Regions from separate parts of the Homo sapiens genome. Here all the other regions are linked to region 3. The links are chromatin loops, found by intact Hi-C in ENCODE. Cell type or tissue: heart left ventricle. All regions are shown on one strand. Links, peaks and the distances in the headings refer to the core of each region. The heading gives the core; the rest is flanking DNA.

Region 1 (10,066 bases), core at 2,614-7,613, 78 kb before region 3:
CTGTAAGATTTCTGGGGCTTCTCCTCTGCAACTCCGTCCTTTCTGATACTCTGCCACACACATTTTAGCAGCCCTGAGCACCAGTCTCTGTTTCCTTCACCAAACAAGACTGATCCTCTTGGCTTGGACTCTGCTTCCTCGTGCTGTCATTGAGGGTTTAGAAACTTTCCCCACCAGAAAAATGTAGCAGTCACTTCATGTGATTCCCTTCTCTCAGATTGTACATGGAACTGCCTATTGCCCAATGCCTGAAGACAATTTCTTCATGTACTTTGTCCAGCTTTGTAGTTGTTTATGCTGGGAGACCATCATCAATACAGGTACTCTATCATGGTCACAATTCGAAGTATGATTAATATCATATTCATTCTATTCTAAAAGTAGAGAAGACAAAGACCAAAAATTCTAAGAAAAATGGAAAAAAAAATATGAAAGTTCAAAGAAAAAGAAACCCAAATGCCGCTGACACACAGGAAAAAATGTTTAACTTCACTGATAATAAGAAAGATACAATTTTAGGCCGGGTGCAGTGGCTCACACCTGTAATCCCAGCACCTTGGGAGGCTGGGGTGGGAGGATCGCTTGAGGCCACAAAGTGAAGGTGGCAGTGAGGCAAGAGGGCACCACTTGGGGCGACAGAGTGAGAGCCTGTCTCAAAAAAAAAAAAAAAAGATACAGACGTAAACAACATCCTGCAACCTCTACATGTGGCCACGATTGCTAACAGGGACCAGATTTGCCTCCCACCTTGAACAACTAGAAAAATGGAACAACATATATAAAACGATAGTTTTCAGACATCAGAGAACAGGTCGAGCAGAACTATGATCCCTAAAAGAAGGTGAACCCTACAGTGTCCTCGGTTTACTGCCGGAAGCACTTACAGGCTCCAACACAGGGAGGGGAATCCAAAGTCCAGTGGTCTTGGTGGATTGAGGAGACAGAGATCAGAGCTTGGGAAGGTCTTCAAGGCCGGTAGAATTTGTGAGGTAGAGTACCAGGGAGGAGGTGGGAGAAGAGAGCGCGTGAGCTCTGGAGAGCTATGGAAGATGCCCTCAAGCCTTTGGCAAAGGGCTGATATGGATGTATGTGAGAAGAAAGTACCCAGGGAAAGAACTGCCAGAAAGCAGACAGAAGAATCCCCAGAGCTCACAACAGGCTAGAGAGAATTCATATTCTCACTAGTGCGGATGAAAACACCTCATAATACTTAGGAAATGGAAGAGAAGCTTTAGAAAAGTATTGCCTTAATAGTGGGGCTAAATGAGCACTGGAGTAAAGGCTTCTCTGAAACTGTCCTCACAAAGTTTGAAAGTAAACCTTGATAGATCCAACTTATTTCAAGTAACTTAACTAGTGCTGGAACAGAGTCCCACACTATTTAAAGGAAAACAAAATCCAGCAGTCACAACACAAAAACAATGTCTACCAGTCAATAAAACATTGCCAGGCAATGGCCAGGCACAGTGGCTCATGCCTGTAATCCCAGCACTTTGGGAGGCCGAGGTGGGCAGATTGCATGAGGCCAGGAGTTCAAGGCCAGCCTGGCCAATATGGCTAAATCCTGTCTCTACTAAAAATACAAAAATTAGCCAGGCATGTTGGTACGCAACTGTAGTCCCAGCTACTTGGCAGGCTGAGACATGAGAATTGCTTGAACCATGAGATGGAGATTGCAGTGAGGTGAGATCACACCACTGCACTCCAGCCTGGGTGACAGAGTAAGATGCTGTCTCAAAACAAAAAACAAAAAAACAAAACAAAAAAACAACAGGCATAATATGGCCTATAACCAGAAGAGAAATAAATCAATGGAAATAGGCCCAGAAATGACAGAGATGATGTAATTAGCAGATAAGGACATTAAAAAACATATAAATATGCTCCATATGTTCAAGAAGGCTAGAAAAATCTAAATCTGAACATTATGAGAAGAGAGAAATGGAAGATATATTGGAAAAAAACAAACAAACACAGGCTGGGTGCGGTGGCTCACACCTGTAATCCCAGAACTTTGGGAGGCTGAGACACAAGGATTGCTTGAGCCCAGGAGTTCAAGACCAGCCTGGGCAACATAGGGAGACCTATCTCTATAAATAATTTTAAAATTAGCCAGGCATGGTGGCATGCACCTGTAGTCCCAGCTACTCAGGAGGCTGAGGCAGGAGGATCACCTGAATCCAGGAGGTCGAGGTTGCAGTGAGCTGTTTTCGTGCCACTGCACTCCAGCCTGGGCACATAGTGAGACCTTGTGTCAAAATAAAACAAAAAGAATTACTAGAGATGAAAAATTAACTCTGCAGATATGGGATTAAAATGAGTTTTAAAAAGTCAATGAGGCCAGGTGTGGTGGTGGCTCACGCCTGTAATCATCCCAGCACTTTGAGAGGTTGAGGCAGGAGGATTGCCTGAGGCCAGGAGTTTGAGACCAGCCTGGGCAACATAGTGAGGCCTCATCTCAAAAACAAACAAACAAAAACAAAAAAAAAAAAACAACAAAAAAATTTCAAAAATTTTAATGAAGACAAAATAAAGACTTTTTCACACAAACAAAAGCCAGGATAATCACCAGCAGGCCTGCACTCTGAGAAGTGTTAAAAGCAGTACTTTGGTCAGAAGAAAAATGACACTGGGTAGAAATTTGAGTCTACACAAAGGAATGAAGACCACTGACATAATAAATACATGGATAAATAGAAAAGATCCTATTTTCTCCTTTTGTGATGTCTAGAAATAATTGACCGAGGCAAAAGTAGTAACATATTGTCGTGTTTATAACATGTGGAAGTAAAATGATCATGAGAATGGCACAAGGGACAGGTGGGGAAATGTAAGAATACTATCATTATAAGGCAGCGGTCACAGTTGAGGGAGGTGATAAATCTCTGTGTTTCCACCTGGAATACTGCATTGCTCCTGGAAGTGGGAAGAGGGAATTGCAGAGACTTCCCCCATGTTCTTCCTACTATAGTGGCTCATACCCACAGGTCAGGGAGTAAAGTGAGAGCTCTGTTAGCTTCTAAGCATACTCATATCAATTGCATATTTAGGGACAGAGAAATGACAACCGGATGGGGCTGTGGCCTCTTCATCCAGGGATCCATTTATTACCTAGCCTTCACATGTCCTCAGTCTTGTTGGGGATGGGACATGGTGGCATTGTGGATCTTATGGTGGCATGGTCAGCTCTAATCCTATATGAATGGCCCTCAAACAGTCTGGGTATTCCCTTTTCATCAGCTACAGTTACTTTCATCAATGACCCCAGATCCCTTTGGAGAATAATTAATGAATACCATGTGGTGTTGTTGCAGGATCTTTTTCCAAGAATACCCAGCCTCCCCTACAATCCATGAGCTATAGGTCTCAATTGTCTCAGTCTGAAAACTGGGTAGGAAATTGCAATTTTTTGTTGCAGCCTTCTGCGTGCCAGATCTTGTTTTTTCCTGAATACACAAATCAGGAAATGTCCTAGGGCTCACATGTGTAATCCCAACAATTTGGGAGGTCACAGCAGGAGGATTGCTTGCGCTCAGGAGTTTGAGACCAGTCTAGGCAACATAGCAAGACCTCATCTTCACTAAAAATTAGAAAAAAAAAAATAGCCAGGCATGGTGGTGCATGCCTGTAATCCCAGCTTCCTGGGAGGCTGAGGTGGGAGGATCGCTTGAGCCCAGGAGGTTGAGGCTGCAGAGAGCTATGATTGTGCCACTGCACTCCAGACTGGGCTACAGATTAAGATCCTGTCTCAAAAAACAAAACAAAAGAAAAAACCACCCTAGTCAACTGCCTATGTAACTCTCCCCTGGAATGCCATCAGTTTGTAGCCAATACAACAGCTCCCTGGAGGTCAAGGCATCCTGGCTGTCACTCTAGCCTTCCTACCAATTAAGTTAATTACATCCACCTTGTGGATGATGGTGAAGGGCCACCACCTGGCATCCGCTGTTCTCGCCTTCCACCGTTCCCACTGACACCACGAAGCCTGGTCTCATGGCAGCATCTCCTCTTGTCGATCCTGGCCTACCAAGGATAGTGCCACTGAGTCTCTCAAAGATTCAGGTGCCCTTCTCACTAGTGCCTTCCTTGCTTGCCTAGAGAGGGGAGTTCCTGTGAGCCCTCCAAGGGCACATAGTCAAGTGGTGGATTCCGAATCTCCTGGCATATAATGAACCATTCCAACATTCCTACCTCCCTGTACTTTCTGGCTTCTTTGACGCTTTGCAAATGCAATTCTATAATCTCCACCTAATTCACTGCAGCAACTGTTCTGTCCACATTTCAAGGAGCCACTCCAGCACTGTGTTGGAGCCCCAGGTGTCTTTGCCAAGCATTAAATCCTGAGAGTGCTCCCAGGTCACTGTATTCTCGTGTATACAGCCTTTAGTCTCCTCCTGGTCCAACACCCTTATGTCCACTTCTTCACCTCCTCTCCTAGATTCTGCCAGTACACACTCGGCAGCTCCTGCATTTTTGGCAAAAAAAAATCATTCTCCCAGAGCAGACTGTGCTTGTGACCTTGGGCCATGATGAAGAATGACCATAGCCTGGTGTCAATGTGGGGCAGCAATGACGACACACCTCATCCTGCTGTGAGGCCTTGTTGGAGGCTCTTTGCCCAGTCTCCCGGCAAGGGGCAGCTGCCCTTCTCTTAGCAGGGAAAGGGGGCTACTTCTTTTAGACCAGAGCATTTAGTGGAAACTGGAGGTTCAGAATTCTCAGATGTATCCATTTAAGTTTCCCCACACCAGATATCAGGATCCTATTGCTCCTCTCCCCTCCTCTTCTCTCCCCTCCCTCCCCTCTTTTCTCTCCTCTTTTCTCTTCTCTTGTTTCTTTTCTCTTATTTCTTTTCTCTTCTCTTCTTTTTCTTTTCTTTTCTCTTTCTTTTCTCTTCTCTTATTTCCTCTTCTTTTTCTTTTCTCTTCTCTTTCTCTGTCTTTTTCTCTCTTTCTTTCTCTTTCTTTCTTTTTGAGATGGGATCTCACTCTGTCACCCAGGCTAGACTGCAGTGATGTGATCTCGGCTCACTGCAACCTCTGCCTCCTGGGCCCAAGGGATCCTCCCACCTCAGTCTCCTGGGTAGCTGGGACCACAGATACATGCTACCACATCTGGCTTATTTTCATATTTTTTATAGCGATCGGGTTTCACCATGTTGCCCAGGCTGGTCTTGAACTCCCGGGCTCAAGTGATCCTCCTGCCTCAGCCTCCCAAAGTGCTGAGATTACAGGTATGAGCCACTGCACTCACGTTTCCTTTTCCTTAAGTAATTCTAAATAAAAACAAGACTAAATCATAAAATAAAATTTGTATTTTTTGGGGAAATGACACAAAACTTCCATGACAGCTGACATTAAAATAGTTTATTTCTAGATTTTCTGCTGTGTGTGTGTGCGTGCACACATGTGCACACTTGTCCTTGCTTGGCGCCCTATGTGTGTACTGCTGTAGCTACTGGGTCAATCTGCACAATGTCTGGCTGCACAATTTCCAGCAAATGAAAGCTCTACACAACGTAATTTTCAAGCAGTCGAGACTGAAGCAGCAGTCTCCTTCTGGTTTTAATTTGAATTAAACTGCCAGGCTGTACTTGTGTGGGAAACTGACAATTTTCAGCAAGAAATTTCCAGGTGAGGCCTGTTCCCCTCCAGTGTAACTCTAGGGCCTGCTTGGCAGGGGGACTGGCTTTGGCTGGAGGCTGGGTCAAGAGGGCTCTCCTGGCATGGCGCATTCCCATCCCAGGGAGGGAGCTCTGTTGGGAGCATGAGATGGACCAAGAAGACCCATCCATTGGGAAAGTGGTCCTTAGTCTGTCCAGTTTTAATGGAGGAGGGTGCTTGGTGCAACGTCCACTTCTGATGGGGAAACTAGTCAGAGACATGGGTATTCATGGTCTTTCCCACGTGTGCCCCACCGGGACCCAAACTGGAGGAGTGAAAAGTTCCAGAAGACAGATCAAGAGTGGTGTACATGTCACGACTGCCCAGGCGTGGCCCACCCCACCACCCATCGGTCCTGCCCTCTGGAGCCCTGGGCAGGCTGGTAGAAGCACTTTTTGTGGTCTGGGTTTTTAGTCAGGATGCCTATGGCTTCCTAACACCCACATGGGGCAGCCTAGTGTAGAGATCCTGAAAGCAGGAGAACAGCAATTGATCAAGTGAACCCAAGATGTGACTAAAACTATCTCTGATGGCAAAGCTTTTGATGACATAGAGTCTGGCTCATAGAAAGATGGCCCTGAGCATGGCACCTCTGACCAAATCCCTCACTCTGACCTACTGAGCGTATGAGCCCAGCCTTGCTCACAGTCGGGGCTGGAGGAAGACCTCATGGAGGCCACTCGATACCTGCACTTCCTGTGTGCCTGTCACTGCTGATTCCACCCACACCGTCCTCTGCTCCAGCCAGCCCAGCCCTGCCATGCCCTGCCATTGCAGCCAGGGCTCTTTGGATGTGCGTGACAGAAAATTCACTCGAGTTGGCTTAGGCAAGAAGGGAAGCTCCTTGGTCAGTAAGTTAGCCACGGGCAGGGCAGGGAACAGTTGGGCCTCAGGAATACCTGGACTCAGAATCACCAGTGCTGTTAGGATTTGCAGGCTCCTTTCCTTGTCTCTGTCTCCACCTCAGTCTGCAGATCAGTTTTGTGTTCTCAGAGCAACTTTCCCCACAAGGTTGGAGTCAGGCTGTTGGCACCATGGGGCTTCCGTCTTCCTGGCTTTGCCTCCAAGAAAGGATGGGGCTCCCCTCCATTAGTTCCTAATCAGAAAATTCCAGAAGAAAGTTTCTGCTTGGTCTGGTCTGGGTTGGCTGAGTAGCTGGGACTCCAAAACTGCCAAGCCCTCTAGTGTCATGTGGTTGAAGTAGGGTGGGGAGATGTATTAGTCAGTTCAGGGTGCCATGCCAAAATACCACAGACTGGGTGGCTTAAACCACAGACATTTATTTCTCACAGTTCTGGAGGCTGGGAAATCCAAGACCAAAGTGCCAGCAAGGTAGGTTTCATTCTGAGGCCTCTTCTCTTGGCCCATAGGTGGCTGCCATATTGTGTGCTCACATGACCTCTTCTTTGTATTTGTGCAGAGAGAGAGTGAGTGCACTCTCTGGTGTCTCGTCTTATAAGGACACTAATCCTACTGAATCAGGGCCCCCACCCTTAGGACCTCATTTAACCTTTATGACTTCCTGAGAGGCCTCATCTCCAAATACAGCCATGCAGAGGGTTAGGGCTTCAACATATGAATTTGGAGGAGACAGAGACACTCAGTCCATGATGGGAAGAAAAACTATTCATGATAAAAGGGGTGCAGTGGTCAGAAAAGGGGGCAGACAAAATGTTCTCCCCATTTCCCCCAATACACCACACACACACGGCCCTGCCTTTGCCCCTTCCCCACAAGGCCACTCCCCACCCCATGATTATTTACTTCCCTCCTATCCTGCACTCTGGAGCTGCCCCTTCCCCTAAGTTGTCCTGTGGCTCACTGATCGCTGCATACAGGTAGGTGCATGTCAATGTAGCTGGGGCTGGGGGCCTCCTGGACCATGTGTGTCCTGAGCCCCACCATGCGACTGGGCAGGAAGTGGGTCTCACCCATGTCTCCTGTCCTCAGGCAGAGCCTAGCCCTGGGACATGAGCTCAGTGGGTGCTGCAGCTTTGTTGGATTCACCTCAGGCCCCCTTTCTCCCCATCCACTTATAAGGTTCCCAGGGCCTTGATACCTCCGTCCTTGGAAGAAAAGAATGTGATTACCCAGCTCACATGAACCTGCTGGTGGCTTCCCGCAATAGAAGGACATAATTTTCTAGTTCAAAAGAGTCTATCAGGTGACTAGCACGGTGAATGAAGAAAGACCTACAGCAAGGCACATCATTAGGAAATTCCAGAAAACTAAGGATAGAGAGAAAATCCTAAAATCTTCCAGAGAGAAAAGACAGGTCATAAGTTAAGAGCCGAGACTCTGCATGACACGGACTTCTTCCCAACAACACTGGGAACTAGAAAATAATAGAGCAATGTTTCCCAATGTGAGGAGAAGTTACACTTAAATTAGAGCATTACATCCAGCCAAACTAGTAATCAGGAGTTGGGGTAGAACAATGACATTCTAAAATGTGTGAGGGTCAGAAAGTTTGGCTTCCATTCACTCTTTCTCGGGAAGACACTGGAAGATGTACTGCAACACAATGAGAGAGTAAATCAGGGAACAGGAGGTGCACACAGAAGAGGCAGCAAGAAAATTCACACGATGGTGCAGAGACATGTCAGAATGCCAGCCGTGCCATGGGCTGAGAGTCGAGTCCAGTTTGGAGCAGAAGGATGGAGGGCAAGGGAGAGAGGGAAGCCTCCAGGAAAATAATGGGGCTGATAGAGTATCCAGTGTATCTTAGTTTTTGGATAATTATCACTAGGCATTTGATAGATTGGTTGGAGCATCTGAAAAAATAGGTAGGTAATTGGTTAAAAAAAAAGCAAATGAGGGATAATAATCTGAAGCAATTATTAACTCCAGGGGAAGAAAGGAAAGAGATGAAACAATTTCAGTGCGGGACTTGGGTTAGGGTCAATATTTAGATGGCTACAAGAATGTAAATGCTTTTGATTTCATGCGATTGTGATCCAGTCAAATTAGTGAAATGGAGGCAAGGAAATTAAGACCTCATAGGAAGGTAAGCCCTATACTGAGCTATGCCAGGAACTGACAGATACTGAAGAAAACAAATCAAGAAATAGCAACATAAACATTCTTTAGAAATATGACGATAACATACCAGGGGAAGTCGCAAAATGAGTTTAAAGTGATGACCTATAGGAATTAGGACTCAAAGGCAAGAAAGGAAAGGGCAGAGGAAATGCTTTTTGATATAAGCCTTTCACTACCATTTTGTTCTTTTTTTCTTCTTTTCTTGTTTTACTGAGGATTTCTTGCAACAGATATCATTTTGTTGTTACTTCTGTGTAACTAGTAGTTTGATCAGAATTAAATATAATGTTGTAAGTTCTGGAGATCTGTTGTACAGCATGATGACTATAGTTAATAATGTATACTTGAAAATTACTAAGAGTAGATTTTTTGCTTTTATTATTATTATTATTATTATTATTTGAGACAGAGTCTTGCTCTCTCACCCAGGCTGGAGTGCAGTGGCACAATCTCAGCTCACTGTAACCTCTGCCTCCCAGGCTCAAGTGATTCTCCTGCCTCAGCCTCCCGAGTAGCTGGGACTACAGGCACGCGCCACCACGCCCGGCTAATGTTTTGCATTTTTAGTACAGATGGGGTTTCACCATGTTAGCCAGGATGGTCTCGATTTCCTGCCTTGGCCTCCCAAAGTGATGGGATTAGAGGCGTGAGCCACCATGCCCGGCCTGCTTTTATTATTTTTAAGCAAAACATAATTGTGTATACTTATGGGATACAGTATAATATTTTTATACATATATACAATGTGTAATGATCAAGTCGTAATTAGCATCTCCACCACCTCAAACATTTATCATTTCTTTGTTCTGGGGGCATTCAAAATCCACTCTTCTGGCTATTTAAAAATATATAATAAAGTGTCATGAATTATAGTTACCCTATAGTGCTAAAGACACTAGAACTATTCCTCCCATCTGGCTGTACTCTTTGTTTTTGTTTTGTTTTGTTTTTCTTCCCCAGACAGGGTGTCACTCTGCTCCCTAGGCTGGAATGAAGTGGTGCAATCACAACTCACTGCAGCCTTGACCTCTTGGGCCCAAGTGATCCTCCTACCTCAGTCTCCAGAGTAGCTGGGACCACAGGCATGCACCAACATGCCTGGCTAATTTCTAATTTTTTTGTAGAGATTGGATCTCCTATGTTGTCCAGCCTGGTCTCAAACTCCTGGGCTCAAGTGAGCCTCCCAAAGTGCTAGGATTACAGGCATGAGCCACTGCACTCAGCCATGTACTCTTGTATCTGTTAACCTGTTAGCCAACCTTTGGGTACTTTCTCCCCCTTACCCTTCCTCACCTCTAGTAAACACTATTTCTAAGTAAATACATCTTAAATGTTCTTACCACAAAAAAAAGTATGTGAGG
Region 2 (10,066 bases), core at 2,447-7,446, 89 kb before region 3:
GACGTTAATATACTAACCCTCAAGTCTATACAGAAATGTGTAAGAATAGCCACATACTGTAATGTGCGGTCATTGAGAGAGAGGAGGCCGTCAGAACAAATGGAACCAAGTCCAGAAACATGTCTGTCTAGGCGCAAGATTCCAGCATGTGTGTCAGCCAGGGAAGCAGACCAGGAGGAGATATTTATTAAGATTTAAAACCGAGCTGCATACCTCAGGCCTATAATTCCAGCACTTTGTGAGGCTGAGGTGGGAGGATCGCTTGAGCCCAGGAGTCTGAGGCTGCAGTAAGCTATGATCTTGCCACTGCATTCCAGCCTAGATGACAAAGCAAGACCCTGTCTCAGAAAAAAAAAAAAAAAAAAAAGTGCTGAGATGCGCTCTTACATGAAGCCACCTTGGGCACAGTTTCCAAGACTGGTGAAGCCTCACTCAGGACCAGGGGGCCCAGCCCTAGCTAAGTTTCCACTGCCTGAGTAGCACAGTGTCCTGTAGGTGGCCATAGTGTCCTCAGTCCAGTCTCTGTTGGGCCTCAGATCCCCCAATCATGCCCCTTCTGCCCAAGCTCTGCCTCATTATGGCCTCCACTGACCGCAGCCTCTTCCACCTTTCCAAAGGGACCCCTACTCATGCTCTCCAGCCCACAGGAGCACCTGCTTCTCCAGGAAGCCCACCCTGCTGGCTCTGGGCTCTATCTAGGAGAGCTGGGAAGGCTGGATCCCACCACTGAGTTCAGTCTCGGGGGTCTCCACCCATGCTAGGCTTCCACTGATGGGACATAAGTGGCCAGGGGGGTTCTTTACATCCACACAAGAGCCCCATGGTGACCAGGAGTAGGGTTCTGAGAGGTTAAATGACTTGCCCAGGGCCCCAGAGCTGGCTAGAATTCCTGCACTGCCACAACCAAGGCCTCATTTGGGCCTCCCACCTGGGGGCCCGGACACCCCTCTGCATCTACCAGGCTGGGAAACACACGTCTGCTGCAGCTTCCTCCCAGTGACTTACAGCAGCTGCAGATTTCTAGGGGGCCTTCTACTGGGCCTACCGCAGCAGGGAGCCGAGAACGCTTACAGAGCCCTGCGTTCTCTCTCTGCCCCCTTCGGCTCCAAACTCATACTAGCTGGTCTGATGTAAGACAGGCCTTGGTGAAGGAGTTGGGGCTCTGGTCAGTAGCCCAGGCCTTCAGGAATCAGGTGATGTTGATCTGGAGAGAAGGTGCCTACTGGGGGGAGCAAGCATGGCCCAGAGCCCTGGCCCCCTGCAGGGGCAGCCCCCTCTTCCTTCCCAGGATCCCCTGAGAATCCGAAGGCATCCAGGGTAAAGTGCAGTGTTCAGCTGTGTCCTGGGGTCCAGGAAAGTCAAGGAGAACTTGCTCCACCTGCTGTCCACCAGGCACCCCAGCAGAGAACAGCCTCAGCCCACCCCAGCCCAACACCAGATCCCAGGGATGGATCCACCTGTAAGAGGGCAGCATGAGACTGCCCCCATTGTCCCCAGAGAGTCCCCTCAGTCATGGGCTCTGACCAGGGTGCAGGTGGGTCCAGCAGGCTGGCCCAGCGTGGGTATGGCTGCCCATTGGTCCTCTGAAGAGCCCCAGGGGCTTGTAGCAGCTGGTGTATGTCTGGGCTTGGAAGCAGAGGATGTCCCCCAGCCAGAAGGCAGGGGACACTTGTTTTGCATTCGAGTCCTCTGCAAGGACAGGGACCCCAGGCTCTGGGAACCCCAGCTCTGCCCACCCCTACCCACAGCCTAGCACCATTTGGCCCAGGCAAGTGGCCCCGGCTCCCACAGAGGGAGCCACCCTTCCTACCTCCTGATGTTTGCCCGCACCAGTCAAGTTCCATTCTGGAAAAATCCTCCACGTCCTTGGGAAGGCACCTCCTCCTTGACTCCTTTTCAGAGCTATCGTCCCCACTTCCATTTTCTACCTATCATTCAATGCAGAGACCAGCTTCTTCCTTGACTCCTTTTCAGAGCTATCATCCCCACTTCCATTTTCTACCTATCATTCGATGCAGAGACCAGCTTCTTCCCTGGGCCAGAGCTGCTCTGGAGGCAGGGAGGTCATGGCCAGGCTGTAGGGTGTAGCAGAGCACCGGGTATAGACCAGGCTCTGCAGGCACACCTGGGCAGAGATGTCAGAGGCCCACAGGTGGTCCCTCCTTCCGGCCCCACCCACCTCACAGGCAGAAAGAGGGAGGCTTCACAAGGAGGTTGAGGTAAACAGGAGAGCCCGGGTCACCTCTGTCTCATCTCCTGCCCTCCTGGGACAAAGCCAGAGGTTGGAGCTGGGAGGTGTTGAGGGCCCTGGCCCAGCCCTGGTTTCACTGATGAGGCTCAGGGAGGGGCTGGGTCAGCCCAAGTCACTGAGTCCATAAGGGAGGGTTCTGACCATAACCCAGGACCCTAGAGCTAGCTGAGGCCGCATCCCTTTCCCACCTAGACCAAGGTAGGGGCATGAACTGGCTTCTGGCTTCTAAGGCTGAGGCCCAGCACACCTCTTCCTCCCCTTGCCTGCAGCTGTTGTCACACATCAAAAGTGAGTTTTTCCCCAAGGGGCTGGAGGTGCAGCTCCTTGGGCTGGACCAGGTGGCCAATCCAAACAAATCCCTGTGTGTCCCCACCAGCCAGGAATTCTCACACCGCACAGCAGCTGGGGGCACTAGGATACCCTGGGGGATTCCAGGGATGAGCCCTCCCTGAGGCTCCCACAGCAGCACTGCCGCCCCCAGACCCCCCAAAGCACCATGTCCATGCAGCCTTCGAAAACCTGGCCCCTCACACACACCTGCCCCACTCCTCACACCTGGCTTTCCTGTGAAAAGTGGAAATGGTTCCACCTGGGCCAGCTGGAGAAGGGCCTCTGGAAATCACCATTCTGGGGATTCATTCCAATCATTCATTTATTCACCAAATACCCACCGTCCACCTTTCTGTACCAGGCCAGGGGTGATAGTCAAGTGGAACACGTGTCCCAAGGAGCTTTCCTCTCTTTAGAGACAGGCAGACTCTCAGACCATGAGGTGCCCTCTGGTCTAGGGGGTGCCCAGGGCTGGATGCAGGCAAGGGCCTTGCCCACAGGAGGTGCTGGTGGGTACAGATGTGGAGGCCACCATGGGGTGAGGGTATCCAGACAGAGGACCTAGCATGTGCCCAGGCCCAGGGTGTGACCTGGGGCAGGTACGGGGCTGCTCTATCTGGAAGGCTTCCTGAATCTGCCAACAATAGGCCGTGGCTGGATCAGGCTTCATGTTGATTTTTAATATTATATTTAATACATTTTGATTATGTAACTAAACATGATTATTGTGATAAAAATTAAGAAATACAGAAAAGCTAAAAACACAAAAAACCAGCAAACCACTTCTCTCCCTAAATAACTGCTTCAACAGTATTTTCAGACTTTTTTTCCCATGTATCTGCAGCTATAAACATAAGCTGCACAAGATAGTATCCTTCCCCATATTCTGTTTTGGAGCTGGATTTTTCACTCAGCAGTGAATAGAGGCAGGCTTTAAACAGGCCACGCATTGTGAGGGCCCTGGGAAAGGAGACTGACCATGTTGCTGGGTGACCTTGGGCAAGTCTCGCCCTCCTCAGAGCCTGGATTTCCTCAGTCCGGTGAAGGGCAGGAAGGGCTGCAGTAGGACTACATCAGCGCTTCCCAAACTCAGAACCGCCACGTGGAGCTGTGTGAGCTGTCACTGCACAACCCCAGGGGCAGGAGCATTCTTGTCACGGCCTCTGTGAGTGGGGCTCCTGCCCAAAAGTGTGCTGTGCCAACCTGGGGCCCACAAGAGGATTTTAGGCGATATGCGGATGAATTGATTTTTACCATTTCCTTCTATCTGTAGTGAATGAGACCGATTCTCACCGGGAGGGCGTGTTAAACCACAGGTCGCTGAACCCACGCCTCAGAGGTTCTGATTCAGGAGGTCTGGGACGGCGCCTGAGAATCTGCATTTCTAACAAGTTCTCAGGTGATGGTGATGCTGATGTTGCTGGCCCAGGGTCCACACTCTGAGAATCACTAATCACAAATTTCCTTTAATTAATTTATTTATTTAAGGCAGAATTTTGCTCTTTCACCCAGGCTGGAGTATAATGATGCAATCATGGCTCACTGCAGCCTTGACCTCCCAGGCTCAAGCAATCCTCCTGCCTCACTTCTTGAGTAGCTGAAACCATAGGCGCATGCCACCACTCTGGATACTTTTTATTTTTTGTAAAGATGGAGTTTCACCATGTTGCTCAGGCTTGTCTCGAACTCCTGGGCTCAAGCAATTCACCTGCCTGGGCCTCCCAAAGCAAAAGTTTCCTTTTTAAATACATTTATTTAGGTTTTAAAAATGAATTGACTTAAAGCACAGGAATAGATCTTCAACACTAACCACTGGGGAAATGCAAATTAAAACCACAGTAAGATATCACTACAGATCTATTAGAACAGCTCAAATCAAGCATAGTGATAATATCAAATATCGGCGAGGATGCAGACAAAACTAACTCTCTCATACATCGCTGGTGGGAATATAAAATGGTACAGACACTCTAGAAAACAGTTTGGCAGCTTCTTTAATTAAACATATACCTCAATATATGACCTAGCAATTGCTTCTGGGCATTTGTACCAGAAAATAAAACTGATGTCTGCACAAAAACTCATACATGATTGTTCATGGCAGATTTATTTGTAATAGTCCCAAACTGGAAACAACCAAATACTCCCCAATAGGTGAATGGTTAAGCAAACTGCTACATCTATTCTATGAAATGCTATTCAACAATAAAAAGGGGGCCAGGCACAATGGCTCACTCCTGTAAACTCAGCACTTTGGGAGGCCGAGGCAGGTGGATTGCCTAAGGTCAGGAGTTCAAGACCAACCTGGCCAACATGGTGTAACCCTGTCTCTACTAAAAATACAAAAAAAAATTAGCTGGATGTGGTGGCAGGCACCTGTAATCCCAGCTGCTCAGGAGGCTGGGGCAGGAGAATTGCTAGAACTCGGCAGGCAGAGGTTGCAGTGAGCCGAGATCGCACCATTGTACTGGGTAACAGGAGCAAAACTTCATCTCAAAAAAAAAAAAAAAAAAAGCCAGGCATGGTGGTGGGTGCCTATAATCCCAGCTACTCAGGAGGCTCAGGCAGGAGAATTGCTTGAACCCAGGAGGCGGAGGTTGCAGTGAGCTGAGATCACGCCACCACATTCCAACCTGGGTGACAGAGTGAGACTCCATCTCAAACAGAAAAAAACATAAAGGAACATGCACAACTTGGATGGATCTTAAAGGGCATTTGCTGAGTAGAAAAAAAAAAAAGCCAGTCTCAAAAGGCCACATACTGTGTGATTCCATTTATATAATGTTCTTTTTTTCTTTGTTTGGTTTTGTTTTATTTTGTTTTTGAGATGAAGTCTCACTCTGTGGCCCAGACTGGAGTGCAGTGGCACGATCTGGGCTCACTGCAGCCTCCGCCTCCCAGGTTCAAGCGATTCTCATGCCTCAGTCTCCCAAGTAGCTGGAAGTACAGGCTCTCACCATCATGCCTGGCTAATTTTTGTATTTTTAGTAGAGACAGTGTTTTGCCATGTTAGCCAGACTGGTCTCAAACTCCAGGCCTCAATGGTTCCACCTGCCTCGGCCTCCCAAAGCACTGGGATTATAGGTGTGAGCCACCGTGCCAGGCCTTCATTCATTCATTCATTGAGAGAGTCTCGCCCTGTTTCTCAGGCTGGACTTCAGCGGCAGGATCACTGTAGCCTCTACCTCCCAGGTTCAAGCGATTCTCCTGCCTCAGCCTCCCACATAGCTGGAACTACAAGCTGGTGCCACCATGCCTAGCTAATTTTTGCATTTTGTAATATTCTTGAAGTGACAAGATTATAAAGACAGAAAGCAGATTAGTGGTTGCCAGGAGTAGGAATAGTGGAGGGGAAGAGCCAGGAATGAGTGCAGAGGAATAGCAGGAGGGGGATTTTCATGGTGATGGAATGTAGAGAAAAGAGAGATCAGACTGTTATTGTGTCTATGTAGAAAAGGAAGATATAAGAAACTCCATTTTGACCTGTACCCTGAACAATTGCTTTGCCCTGAGATACTGTTAATCTGTAACTTTGCCCCAACCTTGAGCTCACAAAAACATATGTTGTATGGAATCAAGGTTTAAGGGATCTAGGGCTGTGCAGGGTGTGCCTTGTTAACAAAATGTTTATAAGCAGTATGCTTGGTAAAAGTCATCGCCATTCTCTAGTCTTGATAAACCAGGGGCACAATGCACTGCGGAAAGCCTCAGGGACCTCTGCCCCGGAAAGCCGGGTATCGTCCAAGGTTTCTCCCCATGTGATAGCCTGAAATATGGCCTTGTGGGATGGGAAAGAGCTGACTGTCCCCCAGCCTGACACCCGTGAAGGATCGGCGCTGAGGAGGATTAATAAAAGAGGAAGGCCTCTGTCTCCTGCTGCCCCTGGGAATGGAATGTTTTGGTATAAAACCCAATTGTAGATTTGTTCAATTCTGAGATAGGAGAAAAACCGCCCTGTGATGGGAGGCGAGACATGTTGGTAGCAATGCTGCTTTGTTATTCTTTACTCCACTGAGATGTTTGGGTGGAGAGACGCATAAATCTGGCCAACGTGCACATCCAGGCATAGTGTCTTTCCTTGAACTTATTTGTGACACAGATTCCTTTGCTCACATGTTTTCTTGCTGACCTTCTCCCCACTGTCACCCTGCTCCCCTACTGCATTCCTCTTGCTGAGATAGTGAAAAAATAGTAATCAATAAATACTGAGGGAACTCAGAGACCGGTGCCGGTGCAGGTCCTCGGTATGCTGAGCGCGGGTCTCCTGGGCCCACTGTTCTTTCCCTATACTTTGTCTCTGTGTCTTATTTCTTTTCTCAGTCTCTCATCCCATCTGACGAGATATACCCACAGGTGTGAAGGGGCAGGCCACCCCTTCAGTGGAACAGTTCTGTATCTTGATTGTAGCGGTGGTTAAAGGAGTCTACATATGTGATAAAATGGTATAGACCTAGACACATGACATCGTTAGATATTGTTCTACATTTATACAAAATAGAACCTTTGGAGGAAACTGAGTGAAGAGTACATGAAACCTCTCTGTACCATCTTTGAAATTTCCTCTGAATCTATGTTTCCAAATAACAGGTTTAAATTTTTAAAGTTGCTTTAGACAAAAATATTAAATAAAAGGCCGGGCACGGTGGCTCACGCCTGTAATCCCAGCACTTTGGAAGGCCTAAGGTGGGCGGATCACGTGGTCAGGAGATCGAGACCATCCTGGCTAACACTGTGAAACCCCATCTCTACTAAAAGTACAAAAATTAGCCGGGCGTGGTGGTGGGCGCCTGTAGTCCCAGCTACTCGGGAGGCTGAGGCAGGAGAATGGTGTGAACCGGGAGGCGGAGCTTGCAGTGAGCCGAGATTGCGCCCCTGCACTCCAGCCTGGGCGACAGAGCAAGACTCGTCTCAAAAAAAAAAAAAAAAAAAAAAAAAAAAAAAAAAAATTAAATAAAAATAATGTCCTCTACGCTCCTGTGAGTAACTTGGCTCCGGGGGCTCCGCTCGCCTGCCCCCACGCCGCCCGCCACCCAGGACCGCGCCGCCGGCCTCTGCCGCGAACAAACCCTTCTGACGGCCCTCGCTGTGCAGGCCAGGATGCCTCTCCCCCATCCGCCCCCGCTGCGGAAAGTTAAGTTTGAAGAGGGGGGAAGAGGGGAACATGGACATGAAGAGGAGGATCCACCTGGAGCTGAGGAACTGGACCCCGTCAGCTGTTCGAGAACTTGTCTTGGACAATTGCAAATCAAATGATGGAAAAATTGAGGGCTTAACAGCTGAATTTGTGAACTTAGAGTTCCTTAGTTTAATAAATGTAGGCTTGATCTCAGTTTCAAATCTTCCCAAGCTGCCTAAATTGAAAAAGCTTGAACTCAGTGAAAATAGAATCTTTGGAGGTCTGGACATGTTAGCTGAAAAGCTTCCAAATCTCACACGTCTAAACTTAAGTGGAAATAAACTGAAAGATATCAGCACCTTGGAACCTTTGAAAAAGTTAGAATGTCTGAAAAGCCTGGACCTCTTTAACTGTGAGGTTACTAACATGAATGACTACTGAGAGTGTCTTCAAGCTCCTGCCCCAGCTTACCTACATGGATGGCTATGACCAAGAGGACCAGGAGGAACCTGACTCAGATGCTGAGGTGGATGGTGTGGATGAAGAGTAGGAGGGCGAAGAAGAAGACGAAGAAGACGAGGAGGATGAAGATGGTGAAGAAGAGGAGTTTGATGAAGAAGATGAAAATGTAGAAGGAGATGACGAAGATGAAGTCAGTGAGGAGGAAGAAGAATTTGGACTTGAAGAAGATGAAGATGAGGATGAGGATGAAGGAGGAGGAAGAAGGCAGGAAAGGTAAAAAGAGGAAGAGAGAAACGGATGATGAAGGAGAAGATGATTAAGACCCCAGATGACCTGCAGAAACAGAACTGTTTAGTATCGGTTGGACTGCTCATGGATTTGGTAGCTGTTAAAAAAAAAAAAAAAAAGGTAGCTGATACAAACCCCAGGACACCCACCCACCCAAAGAGCCAAAGAATAGTTCCTGTGACATTCCGTCTTCCTCCATGTAGTCCCTCTTGGTAATCTACCAATCTACCATCGAGCTTAGGGACTTCACCCCAACAAAATTGTAAGTGTTGTTAGGTTTTTGTGTGAGACTCTTGCTGTAGCGTAGATAGCTGTGATTGGTGAGTCAACCATCTGTGGCTACCAGTTACACTGGGACTGTAACAGCATTTTTACTTTCTGTACAACAAAAATCTTTGTAAATAAAATCTTAACATTAAAATAACAATAATAATAATAATGTTGATTGTATGCAGGTCTGGCAAACCTTTGACACACTGAATGACTGGCATCTCTAATCCATCCAATTCACAATTGCCCCTGGCCAGGCCCTGTCCTAGGCTAGGTCACCTGCTGGAAGATAAGACTGTGGATTCTCTCCTGCTTGGCTTTGGGGTAGAGATGCCAGATAAGATATAGAACACCCAGTTGAATTTAGATTTCTGATAAAAAATAAACTATTTTTTAGTAAGTATGTACCATGCATATTTAGGACATACTTATACTAAAACTTATTTCTCTAAATTTTTTTTTCACCATCTTCACAGGTGTTGATATTTCTCTAAATTCTTTAATGTATGTATGTAGTTACTTTAAAGCTCTTGCCTGCTAATTCCAATGTGTGAGCCATTTATGGGTCTGCTTTCTCTCTTTTTTTTTGTGTGTGTGTGTGATAGAATTTTGCTCTTGTAGCCCAGGCTGGAGTGCAATGGCACCATCTCGGCTCACTCCAACCTCCACCTCATCTGGCTGGTCTTGAATTCCTGGTGATCTGCCTGCCTCAGCCTCCCAAAGTGCTGGGAGTACAAGTGTGAGCCACCATGCCTGGCCCTTTTTTTGTTGTTGTTTCTTTGAGATAAGTTCTCACTCTGTTGTCCAGGCTGGAGTGCAGCGGCATGATCTCAACTCACTGCAACCTCCACCTCCCAGGCTCAAGCCATCCTTCCACCTCAGCCTTCCAAGTAGCTGGGACCACAGGCACGTGCCACCAGCAGTCCTGGCTGGTTTCGTGGAAGACAATTTTTCCACAGACGGGGTTGGGGGTGGTGGTTATGGTATGAAACTGTTCCACTTCAGATCATCAGGCATTAGATTCTCATAAAGAGTGTGAAACTTAGATCCCTCGCATGTGCAGTTCACATTAGGGTTCACGCTTCTATGAGAATCTAATGCCTGCTGATCTGACGGCGGGTGGAGCTCAGGCAGTAATGCTCGCTGTCCACCACTCACCTCCTGCTGCGCAGCCTGGTTCCTACCAGGTTACCTACGGGTACAGTCCACAGCCTGGGGGTTATGGGCCCCTGCACACCACCATACCCAACTCGTTTCTGAATTTTTAGTAGAGATGGGGTTATGCCATGTTGCCCAGGCTGGTCTCGAAGTCTTGAGCTCAAGTGATCTACTTGCCTTGGCCTCCCAAA
Region 3 (10,066 bases), core at 2,100-7,099:
GAGTACTGAGTTACCTCTCTGGATTGCTGTCTCTTCCTGTGTCTTAGTCTAGAAATTCTTCACTATTGTGTTAACTCTTTGATGCCTTCAAACAGATTTTGGGGTTTTTTTTGTAGCCAGTTTTTATTAAAGGTAAAAATTGCACAGCTTTTCCCATTTTTTTCCTTGGTTAAGTCTATTCATACTGCCTGCTCCTTGAGTCAGAAGCAAAAGCATGGAGGTAGGAATGAGCCTGGGAAGAATGAGGGGTACCCTCATCTAGAGTGAAAGGTGTTCACTCCAGACATGCAGAACGGTAAAGAAAATTATGAAAGGCCAAGAAGGCTTGGAAGGGTAGGCTGACTGGAAGGGAATGCCTGTCCACTGACTGCCCTCCGCCTCCACTGAGTGAGTCCTACTTACGTTGGCTGAGTTGAGTGCTGCCAAGGTGGGGCAGGGGTGCGTGTCAGGCAAGACTTCTGCCCTGCGTGGATGTATAACTCAGGCGAGGACAGGGAAGAACAGAAAGCCCCAAATAATAGTGGCTCAAATGAGAGAGAAGTTTATTTCTCTCTCACACCAACACAAGTCTGAAGGTGGCAGTTCACAATTGGTAAGGTGACTTAACAAGGATGTCTAGTGCACTTACAGCCTCATGACACTTTATCCTATTGGCTAGAACTGCGTCACACAGGCACACCGACCTACAAGGGAGGCTGGGGAATATAGTCTTTATTCTGGAGCACCATGTGCCCAGTTAAAAAGCAGGAACACTGTTACTAATTAAGGATGTGTTAAAAGATAAACCTGGCCAGGCACAGTGGCTCATGCCTATAATCCCAGCACTTTGGGAGGCTGAGGCAGGCAGATCGCTTTGAGGTCAGGAGTTGAGACCAGCCTGGCCAACATGGCGAAACCCCGCCTCTACTGAAAATATAAAAATTAGCTGGGCGTGGTGGGACATGCATGTAATCTCAGCTACTTGGGAGGCTGAGACAGGAGAATCCCTTGAACCTGGGAGGTGGAGGTTGCAGTGAGCCAAGATCGTGCCATTGCGTTCCAGCCTGGGGGACAAGAGCGAAATTCCGTCTCAAAAGAAAGAAAGAAAGAGAGAGAGAGAGAGAGAGAGAGAGAGAGAGAGAGAGAGAGGGAGGGGGGGGGAGGGAGGGAGGGAGGGAGAGAGAGAGGGAGGGAGGGAGGGAGGGAGGGGGGGAGAGAGAGAGAGAGAGAGAGAGAGAGAGAGAGAGAGAGGGAGAGAGAGAGACCTAAGCACTTAGAATTTTAGGAGTTGGAGCAGACAGTGATTCAAGAATCAGGCAGTGCCAGACAGCGAGTGGTTTGGAGCTCGAGGGGAAAGCTTGTATAAGGTGCACACAAAAGCAAGGCAAAGAAAACATTTGATTGGTTAAAGTGGAGCAGTGGCCTTAATGTCCTTAGAAGTCAGTTGGTGGTTTCTGATTGGTGAAGTCCCTAGTTAGTGATTAGTGGGTGATTTCTGATTGGTGAAGTCCCTAGTTAGAGGTTAGTTGGTGGTTTCTGATTGGTAAAATCCCTATAGGACAGTTGGTGTTTTCTGATTGGTGAAGTCCCTAGTGAGAGGTTAGTTGGTAGTTTCTGATTGGTGAAGTCCCTAGTTAGAGGTTAGTTGGTGGTTTCTGATTGGTGAAGTCCCTAGATAGAGGTTAGTTGGCAGTTTCTGATTTTGTAAAATTTTGTTTTCTAGGATATGGCTGTTCATGATGAGTGGGGTTTCAGTTTGCTTACAAAAGAACCTAGGGTATGGCCAGGCATGGTGGCTCATACCTGTAATCCTAGCATTTTGGAAAGCTGAGGCAGGAGGATCACTTGAGGCCAGGAGTTCAAGACCAGCCTGGGCAACAGAGCGAGACCCTGTTTCAATTTTTTTTAATAATAAAAAAAAGAACTCAGAGTACTATAGCCACCTCAGTCATGCTCCCAATTAATTATTTTAATAAGAGGATTACTTGGGGACAACTAGTGATCTCTGCTAGTCCCTCTCCTCTCCTCCCTTGTCTTCTCTTCCTCGAGGAAGCCTGCCCTGACATCTCCAATACTTCCTAAGTCCCTCTTCTTCTGCCCCACAGCTCAGAGAGACAGACCACTGTAAGAAAATTTGGAATAAGAAAAAAACATTATTGGATGTCTCCAATGGAAAACTGCATTGTTTCAATTAGAGCCCACCCTTCTGACTAATGATTCTAGCCCTTCATTGCCTTCTAGCTGTTTTACAACTCTGTACCTTGCAGATGACAGATCGCAATGCAAAATCATTCATCTCTATAATCATGCAAGTAAATGGTCCAGTGGAGGTTAAATTGACTCCCTCCCCCAAGTAAAAAAGCCAGCTTTATATATCTGTTTGTAAATTTATTTCAACATTCCTTGACTCCATATAAATATATGCTTCTTTGACTTCTCCTTTGAACTGGTTGTAACATCTCCAGGTTCCCTCGTTAATAATGAGTTAAATACAATCTTTTACATATGTTCAATTTTTATCTATATGAGAATCAAGATTTTCCTTTCTTAAAAAAATGATCTTTCAACACCATGCATAGAGGATCCAGGCAGAGGCTCTAGCAGGACAGATACCAGCCTGGCCTGAGAGCTCAGGAGGAGTGAGTGACATTGGGTGTCAGGGCCCTGACCAGGAAGAAGTGCCTTTGGAGATAAAGGGAAAGTCTTGGTTTTGGGGCCGAGTTTCCTGCCTGGGACACCATTATTCCCAGGGAGAAGGGACAGGCAGCCAGTGGGACTAAGGCTGGGCAGGGAGGCAGGTAGTCTGCCTCGTTCAGCGGGGACATCCACTCATCCCTGCCCCCAACAGTGGCTCACAGACCAATTCCGATCCTGTCAACCTGCTTGGAAGATGTGTGTGACATCCATTCTCGATATCTGGGTGATGAGGCAGTGAGCAGGGCTGTAAACCCAAGACCCTTCCCAGGCCCTCAGAGAGCCTTGACTGGGTCCCTGGGTTAGGGAGGGAACTGGAGGGCTCTGGCATGTGACCAGAGGGATGGGGGAGAGATGGGACTGTGAGCACTTCCTGGTCCACCCAGCCCCAGGACTGAGGTCAGCAAGGCAGGCTGCAGCTGAAGCACCGAGGCCTTGAATGCCACATGGAGAATTCAGAATTTGCAGACGATGTGCAGGGTCCCAGGTTCCCCAACCCTTTCTTCCCTGTTCTTCCTGTGAGCCCCAAGTTCTGTCCTGATCAAGGGGCCTGGGCCCCCAGACCTTCAGAGCACTTCTCTCTGATGAGTAAGGTAACAGATAGGAGATTAAGGTCTGGATCTGGCAGGCACTTGCCAAGGGCCACACAGGAGAGTAAGATGGAATGCCGCCCCGCCTCCACCGGAGCTTGGGCTGGGAGGCAGGAAAGAGCAGGCCAGCCTGGCCCCCCATCCCTGCAGCTAGGGAAGCCTGCCCTGGAAGGTACACAGGCAAAGTGCATCATCTGCTGGCCCCATGGCCCGTTTGTCTAGGCAAATGTCTTCCTGGCTCAGCCCCCGAGTGACCTGCTTCTGTTCTGCTCCTCCCCTTGGGGCCCCACCTTGCCCGCTGCCCCCCACTACTCTCCAGGACCCTTTGGGGTTCCACACAGCCCCTCCTCTGGCCCTGGAGGAGGGATACAGGATGAGCCTCGTGCAGCCCCCTCCTCCTGCCCCAGGGAGCCAAGTGGAATGGAGCAGCTGGGAAGCCACGGCCCTGAACGGTCAGTGGGAGAAGGGTCCCCTCTGTGCTCAGCTGTGCAGGGAGGCGCATGGAGGGGTGTGGAGAGGGGCAGGACTCTACCATGGAACAGCAGGGTGTAACTGCACCTGGACTGCAGGCCTAGCAAGGCTCTGGAGCTCAGAGGAGAAGGGGAATGCTGTCGTGGACTAGAGGGCCAGGGAGGCCCTGGCCCAGGGGGCTGAAGCTGGCTCATGACAGAAGGAATATCACCCAACCCTCGGGGCCCAACCCCCATCCTGTCCTGGACACTGTGGCTGTTTTCAAAGTATTATTGTTGAAACATTTATTGATGTGAGGCCAGAGTTCCCATCCAATTTATTTCAGGTATCAGGATGGGTTATTTCAGGTCTTCAGATGCCCTCTGATGAGAGGGTAGGGCAGGGGAAGAACAGTGTGAGAGAGAGCCTAGGTCTAGCCTGGCAAGCATTCAAATTCCAGACTCGCCTACCCCTGACCCCACACTGAGCCCTGACACTTGTCACAGACTCAGCCCTGATCCTGGCCATTCTCTGAGCCCTGATCTTAGACATAGACTGAACCCTGACCCTGGCCCACAGAGAGCCTGGATCTCCAGTTCTTGGTTGAGTTTTCTCCAAAATTGTCCTTGGTCAGGACAGGGTGTTGGTGGGAAAAGGGAGCGTGTGCCTGGCTTCCTGCATCACCTCCCCACTCCTGGATCCTGAGCCCTCTGCCCGATGGCATGGAATGGCCTTCAGGTGTGTTTCTGTCCCTTATCACTCATCATGTCCCAGGGAGCTGCTGCTTTCCCCACTGTTGCCAAGCAGGCCTCAGCACTGACAGACTCTCGGCAGAGGCCCAGCAATGCCAGAGCCCTGCCCCCCAGCTTTGGCTCCAGCCGGCCTGATCTGGAGGGTACAGGAGATGAGGACCCAGTGTCCTAGGGTGTGGGCAGAGCCATCAGAGAGCAGATCTTCCTGGCCCTGAGTGTGCCAGGGAAAGGGGTGGCCCTTCCAGGCCCAGCAGGGGTTGGGCAGAGGGTGCTGATGCTGCTTTCACCCTGCCTCTGTGGGACACCAGCGCCTCCACAGACAGAGGCTTCTCAGCAGCACCAGGTCCACCAGGTGAGACCTGGGCATCCTGGGGGCACAGGGAAGGGAGGCAGAATGGGGGTGCTAGAGTGGGTTGGCTGGCCTGGAGATGGGGTCACGGGCCCCTAGATGGGTGGCCTGTGGAAGGGCTTGGGGGAGAATGGGGCCAATGAAACCAGGACTCGAGGTAGAAGTTGCCAAAGGCCCAAGCCTCCCTCCCTGTCGTTGGGAAGCCATCCGTCCCCACCCCGACCTGGCCAGGCTGGCCCCTTAACAGCTTCTCCCAGAGGAGCCAGGAAACAGCGGAGGATGCAAGGTTTCCAAACAGATGAGTTGTGGTGAACTGGGAGGAAGAGGGGCTGCTTTGGGAGGTGTGTACAGCCTGGGTTACAGGCCTTGCGGTGGAGGGGTGGGTTGTGGAGGATTGCTTTCCCCAACCCTTGGAAAATAGCTCCAACGGGGAGGGGAGACAGCCCTGCCCCCCAGCTTTGGCTCCAGCCAGCCTGATCTGGAGGGGACAGGAGATGAGGACCCAGGAGATGGGGGAAGGGGTATCCAGGTAGAAGGAGCTGGGTGGGGAGGACAGGAGTCTGGCCAAGGCCCTCTCCAGGTCTGATTTCCTATTGAAGGTTTCCAGCCATTATCTTCCCACCAGAGGAGGCTCTGGTGACCTGGGACAAATCATGGCAGGGTCACACAGACACCAGGAGCCTGGTGGGAGAGGCTTTGGAAACTCCCCAGGACCCCAGCAGGTGGGGTGGGAGGCTAGATCTGAGACCTGAGCCATCCCACGAGGCGCCAGCCTCCCACCCTGCCTGTCCTTTGGCAGCTCTCTAAGCCTCTTAGGGCTGCCATGGCCCTCTCCTGTGTCAGAGGCTGGGGAGGGGGCAGGGGCATGAGAGGAATGCGCAGGGGACCCGAGAAGGATGGTTCTATCCAGGTGCGCCCACCTCCACACTCACCCTGCCCAGTCCAGGGCTCTGATCAGGATTCCACACGGGAAAAGCACTGCAGGAGGAGGACTATTCTCTTCTGATCTTCCCCTCTCCAAACCCCCACGCAGCCCGATGGAATAGGAGCAGGACCAAACTGGGACAGGAGCTGGCCAGGGGATGGGACATGGACCAACCCCTCCCCAGCGAGCTCCATACCACCTGGACATAGAGCTCCCACCACAGCCACAATCAGCACCTCCAGCATCCCTGCAGCCACTGTCCTCACAACTACACTCACCACAGTCATTCCACATCACACCCAAACCCACACTCATACCCCCATCACCGGCATGGTCACCACCTCCATTTGAAGACTGGATAGGACTCTGAACTCCTCCTCAATGTGTTTTCAGGCCCATAACCTCCCAGGCTGTGGGGCAGGCACAGGCTGCCCCCATTCAAGACTCTGCAGCCCCAGAGGTCAAGGGCTTTGCTGAAGGGCACCCGGCGAGTTAGGGCAGCCAGGCTTGCACCCCCAGCCACAGGGGTGGAAATGTGGGAAAGGCTGGGCAACATCAGTCCTTTCTTGAAGGGAAATTCGAGAGTGTCTTCGTGTTTGCCACCTGCTTCTGAAGCCTTAGAAGCCTTGAGAGCCTTCAGCATGGGCGTGCAGTGGCTTCTGGCTGCTGGGATTCTCCTGGCTGGTAAGGGATTAGGGTGGGCTGGGCCTGGACCAGGGGTCCTCTTTCTCAATCAATTTCCACATCTGGCTTGGCCTTCATTGTCCTCATGTGGGTCTGGCCATGAACAGCCTGGGGGATACCAAGACATGGCCAGGGTCCACTCCTCAGTCCCCCAGGCTTGGGGCTCCCAGAGGGCACTCAGGGTGACCAGCTTTGGGGAGCCTGGCACAGGGCAGACCCCGCATGGATCTCAGTGTACACTTGTAGGTAGGTGTGGAATTAGCCCCCAGGGCTTTCAGAGATGGCCCCCGCCCTCCCCACAAAATACTTTAAGGTCCAGCTGTCAGCCTGCTGTGTTCTGAGGATGTGATAAGGCAACAGCCTTGTCTTATGATGAGGATTGGGCAGCACTTCCTGGCACCCTCAGGCTGGCGTGGACCTCACAGGTCATTCAAACAGAACAGTCCAGGGCCCCCAGCCTGGAGACAGCATCGCCCTGGGGAGCTCTTGAGGCCCTTGGGGAGGGACCCTGCGATGGGTGGTGTTGGGGTGGGAGGCACAGGGAGGGGTCCTTGAGGAGTGTCAGTGTCCCCTCCTGCTTCCCTCAGCTCTGGTGGGTTAGGATCAGCATGTTTTCCTGGGGTAGCTCAGTGGTTTGGGGCCGGAGCTGGGCCAGGGTTTGGATCTCCGCAGGCCCCTTCCCAAACGAGGGAGGTGGCAGGGAAGGTGTGGCATCTGACAGGCTGTGGGCAGTCCCACCCCCCAGTCCCCCGGGTGGCAGGCAGAACAGGCATCTCCTGTTTGCAGCTCTCTGGATGGTCTCAGCTTCCGCCCTGAACCTTCCTTCTACTCACAAAGACCCCGGCTGGCCTCCCTCAGCCCCTGGCACGTCCGCTTTGCAAGGCAACAGCAAGAAGACACTCCTGTCACTGAACATCCTGCCAGCCATCGTTGATGGAGTCTCTCTCTCAGCGGAGAGGAAAGGGGAGGCTCCTAGCACAAGGGCAGAAGCCCTCTCTCCCGAGGTATCTGGGGACCAGGAAGCTCCTCTCGCCTTGTCTTTGGATTCCTCCTCGGACCAGGCTGTCCCTTCAGGAACTGCTGGGGTCCCAGGCAGGGCCCCACCTGGACCAGCCCCATCAGCACTGGCCTGGCCCACAGCCCACAGAACCCCTGAATCCCAGCCAGTGTCCTCTGTGGCCGGACTTGTGTCTGGATCTGTGGCTGGACCTGCAGAGGAGATGTTGGTCCCTGGATCTCCAGAGATTGCTGCCCCATTACCACCATCAGCTTCTCTTGGCCCAAGGTATCTCGGGTCTGGGCAAAAGTCCAGTGAGGCCCCTGAGTTGTCTGTGACAATTCATGCTCTTGCCCCTGCAACCCTGAGGACCTCTGGCACCCCCAGACCTACCCAGCAGCCATCTGGAACATCCTCTGCCCCCACCACCTCTGCACCCATATTGGGATCCCCACCGCGGATGCCCTGGCTCCCAAGCAGGCACACCTTCAGTCCCCATGCCTGGATGCTGCCTGCGTCAGGGGCTAGCAGCTTTGGCCCAGAAGCCTCCTCATCGCTGACATTGGCTCCAGGGACCACGGGGAAGGCTGTGTCCTCAGAACCCCCCAGCCCATTTGTGCTTGCGTCGATCGTTAACACGTTGGCTGTCACAGAGCCTCTTACCCCTGTAGGTCCCTCCCCAGTCCTCATAGGGGATTCAGGGTCACCCAGAGAGGCTGTGGCTTCCAGCCGGGGCCCGGGGCCCAGTGTTCCTTTGACGTTGCCATCGCCCTCAGCAGCACCACCTTCACAGCCATCACTGTCCTTCTCCCCATGCCTCTCACCTGTGTTGGCCCCGTCCTCGTCCCCACTACACATTGTTCCATCTTTGTCGCTGTCACTGTCACTTTCCCCACCACAATGGCCATTTCAGTCACCAACTGCATCACTATCCCCAATCCTGGCCCCAGTTTCCCCTGTAAGTACTAGAGCCAGAACCTCTGCAGACCCTTCTGTGTCTATTCCCACACACAAGCACAGATTCTCCCACTGATCCTCCAGCCTCCCACCCACCCTACCACCCTTGATGGTTGCAGAGCCAGCCACACTTCAGGGGACAGTCCAGCCTGGGCCAGGGGTCCCTGCCAGCCCAGCCACCACAGCCACCCTCCCTCTCAGATGTTCCTCCCGCCTTCCCTCTGCCCCACCCAGCCCCAGCTCCCCAAGGGTCCCTGGGGGTGCTGACCCCATCCAGTCTTCCGCCCTGCCTTATCGCAGCCAGACCTTCTCATTCCAGGACTCAGTCTCCTCTACCCCAGGACCCAGTCACATGACGCGCTCCGTGACCTTCACAATCACCAATGAAGCCTTCTCGGCTGCACTCTTGAACCCTGCCTCCTGGAAGCACCAGCTGCTGCGTAAGATCATCCACCACCAGGTGAGGGCCCCTCCTCCAGCGTGCAGGTGGCCAGTAAGGCAAAGCGAGGCAGAGTTCCTGCAGCCAAAACCAAATCCGCCTCCGCCTTGGTTCTGGAACCATGGGTGCCCTAGCCAGCAAGTGCCATTTCTTGACTGGCATCCAGGGGGAACTCTGAGTCTCTGTCCATTAATTTATTAGTTCATCCCTTCATTTAGTCAACTAACTCATTTCTTCCTACCACTAACTGAGCACCTACGGTACCAGGTATGGTGCTAAGTGCTGGGAACACCACAGTAAGCAAAGCAAGCATGGCCCCTGCCCTCAGGGAGCCTGCAGTCTGGAGGAGAGGACAGCCCTACAAGGAGTGATCAAATGAATCCAGATGTCATCGTAGTTGTGATAAGCTATGGAAAGGGGAAGTGCAGACAGGATAGCAGCGAGAGGGGGCTGCTGGGGAGAGGGGGCTGCCCAGACCACACCTTTCTGAGAACTGGGAATTTTAACTGGGACACCGAAGGTGGCCAGATGAAACACAGAGGGGCTTTCTAGGCAGAGAACAGCACCTGTGATGACCCTGAGGTGAAGAGGTGGTTGGAGGCAGCAGAGGCACAGGGACACCGGGGAGAGGGGCTGTAAAGAGAAGCATTTGGAACAGGGGTGGGAGAGGGAGAAGGGGAGGCCTGTTAGGAGCAGGGCAGTCGTCCAGGTGAGAGAGGTCTGGATGGCAGGCCAACATGGCAGCTGTCCAATGCAGAGCTGAGAATGACTGCATTGGAGAGCGATTTTCAAGAAAACGGCAGAGAGGAAAAAACCTAGGAAGGCTGGGTGTTTGCTGCAGCCTCTGCCTCCTGGGCTCAAACCATCCTCCCACCTCAGCTTCCCGAGTAGCTGGGACTACAGGCACACACTACCATGCCGGGCTAATTTTGGTATTTTTGGTAGAGAAGGGATTTCGTCATGCTGCCCAGGCTGGTCTTGAACTCCTGGGCTCAAGCGATCCTCCCGCCTCAGCCTCCCAAAGTGTTGGGATTACAGGCATGAGCCACGACGCCCAGACAGACCTTGAGGCTTTCAGCAGAGGATGACTGGCAGGTTATCTCTGGCCACTGTGTGAGGAACAGCTTGGGCGGGGCCTGGGAATCCCAGGTGGTCCGTGAGGGACCATTGCAGGGACCATGCCAAGATGATGGAGGGTGGACGAGGGTAGGTGGTAGGGTCAGAGAGGGGGTGGGTTAGGGCAGGAGGGA

The links. Peaks named below come from ENCODE experiments on the same cell type or tissue, not always from the same donor. Only the 100,000 strongest peaks of a DNase experiment are listed, where the experiment ranks them.
Region 1: a loop joins it to region 3, with 5 times the contacts of the local background. A loop is called at or near these places in 33 of 110 quality-filtered maps.
Region 2: a loop joins it to region 3, with 4 times the contacts of the local background. A loop is called at or near these places in 17 of 110 quality-filtered maps.

Annotation. Positions count from the first base shown.
Region 1 is chr15:75,309,578-75,319,643 of GRCh38, reverse strand. No RefSeq gene overlaps it. Among named protein-coding and RNA genes, the nearest start is that of COMMD4, 21 kb to the left of the region's middle. In heart left ventricle, for the core only: no CTCF peak of the experiment used is centred there; no DNase peak of the experiment used is centred there.
Region 2 is chr15:75,320,186-75,330,251 of GRCh38, reverse strand. It overlaps the pseudogene ANP32BP1. Among named protein-coding and RNA genes, the nearest start is that of COMMD4, 11 kb to the left of the region's middle. RefSeq lists a silencer at 158-314. In heart left ventricle, for the core only: no CTCF peak of the experiment used is centred there; no DNase peak of the experiment used is centred there.
Region 3 is chr15:75,231,149-75,241,214 of GRCh38, reverse strand. No RefSeq gene overlaps it. Among named protein-coding and RNA genes, the nearest start is that of GOLGA6C, 22 kb to the left of the region's middle. RefSeq lists enhancers at 2,827-3,443, 3,444-4,061. In heart left ventricle, for the core only: no CTCF peak of the experiment used is centred there; a DNase peak (open chromatin) is centred at 4,585; H3K27me3 peaks cover 621 bases.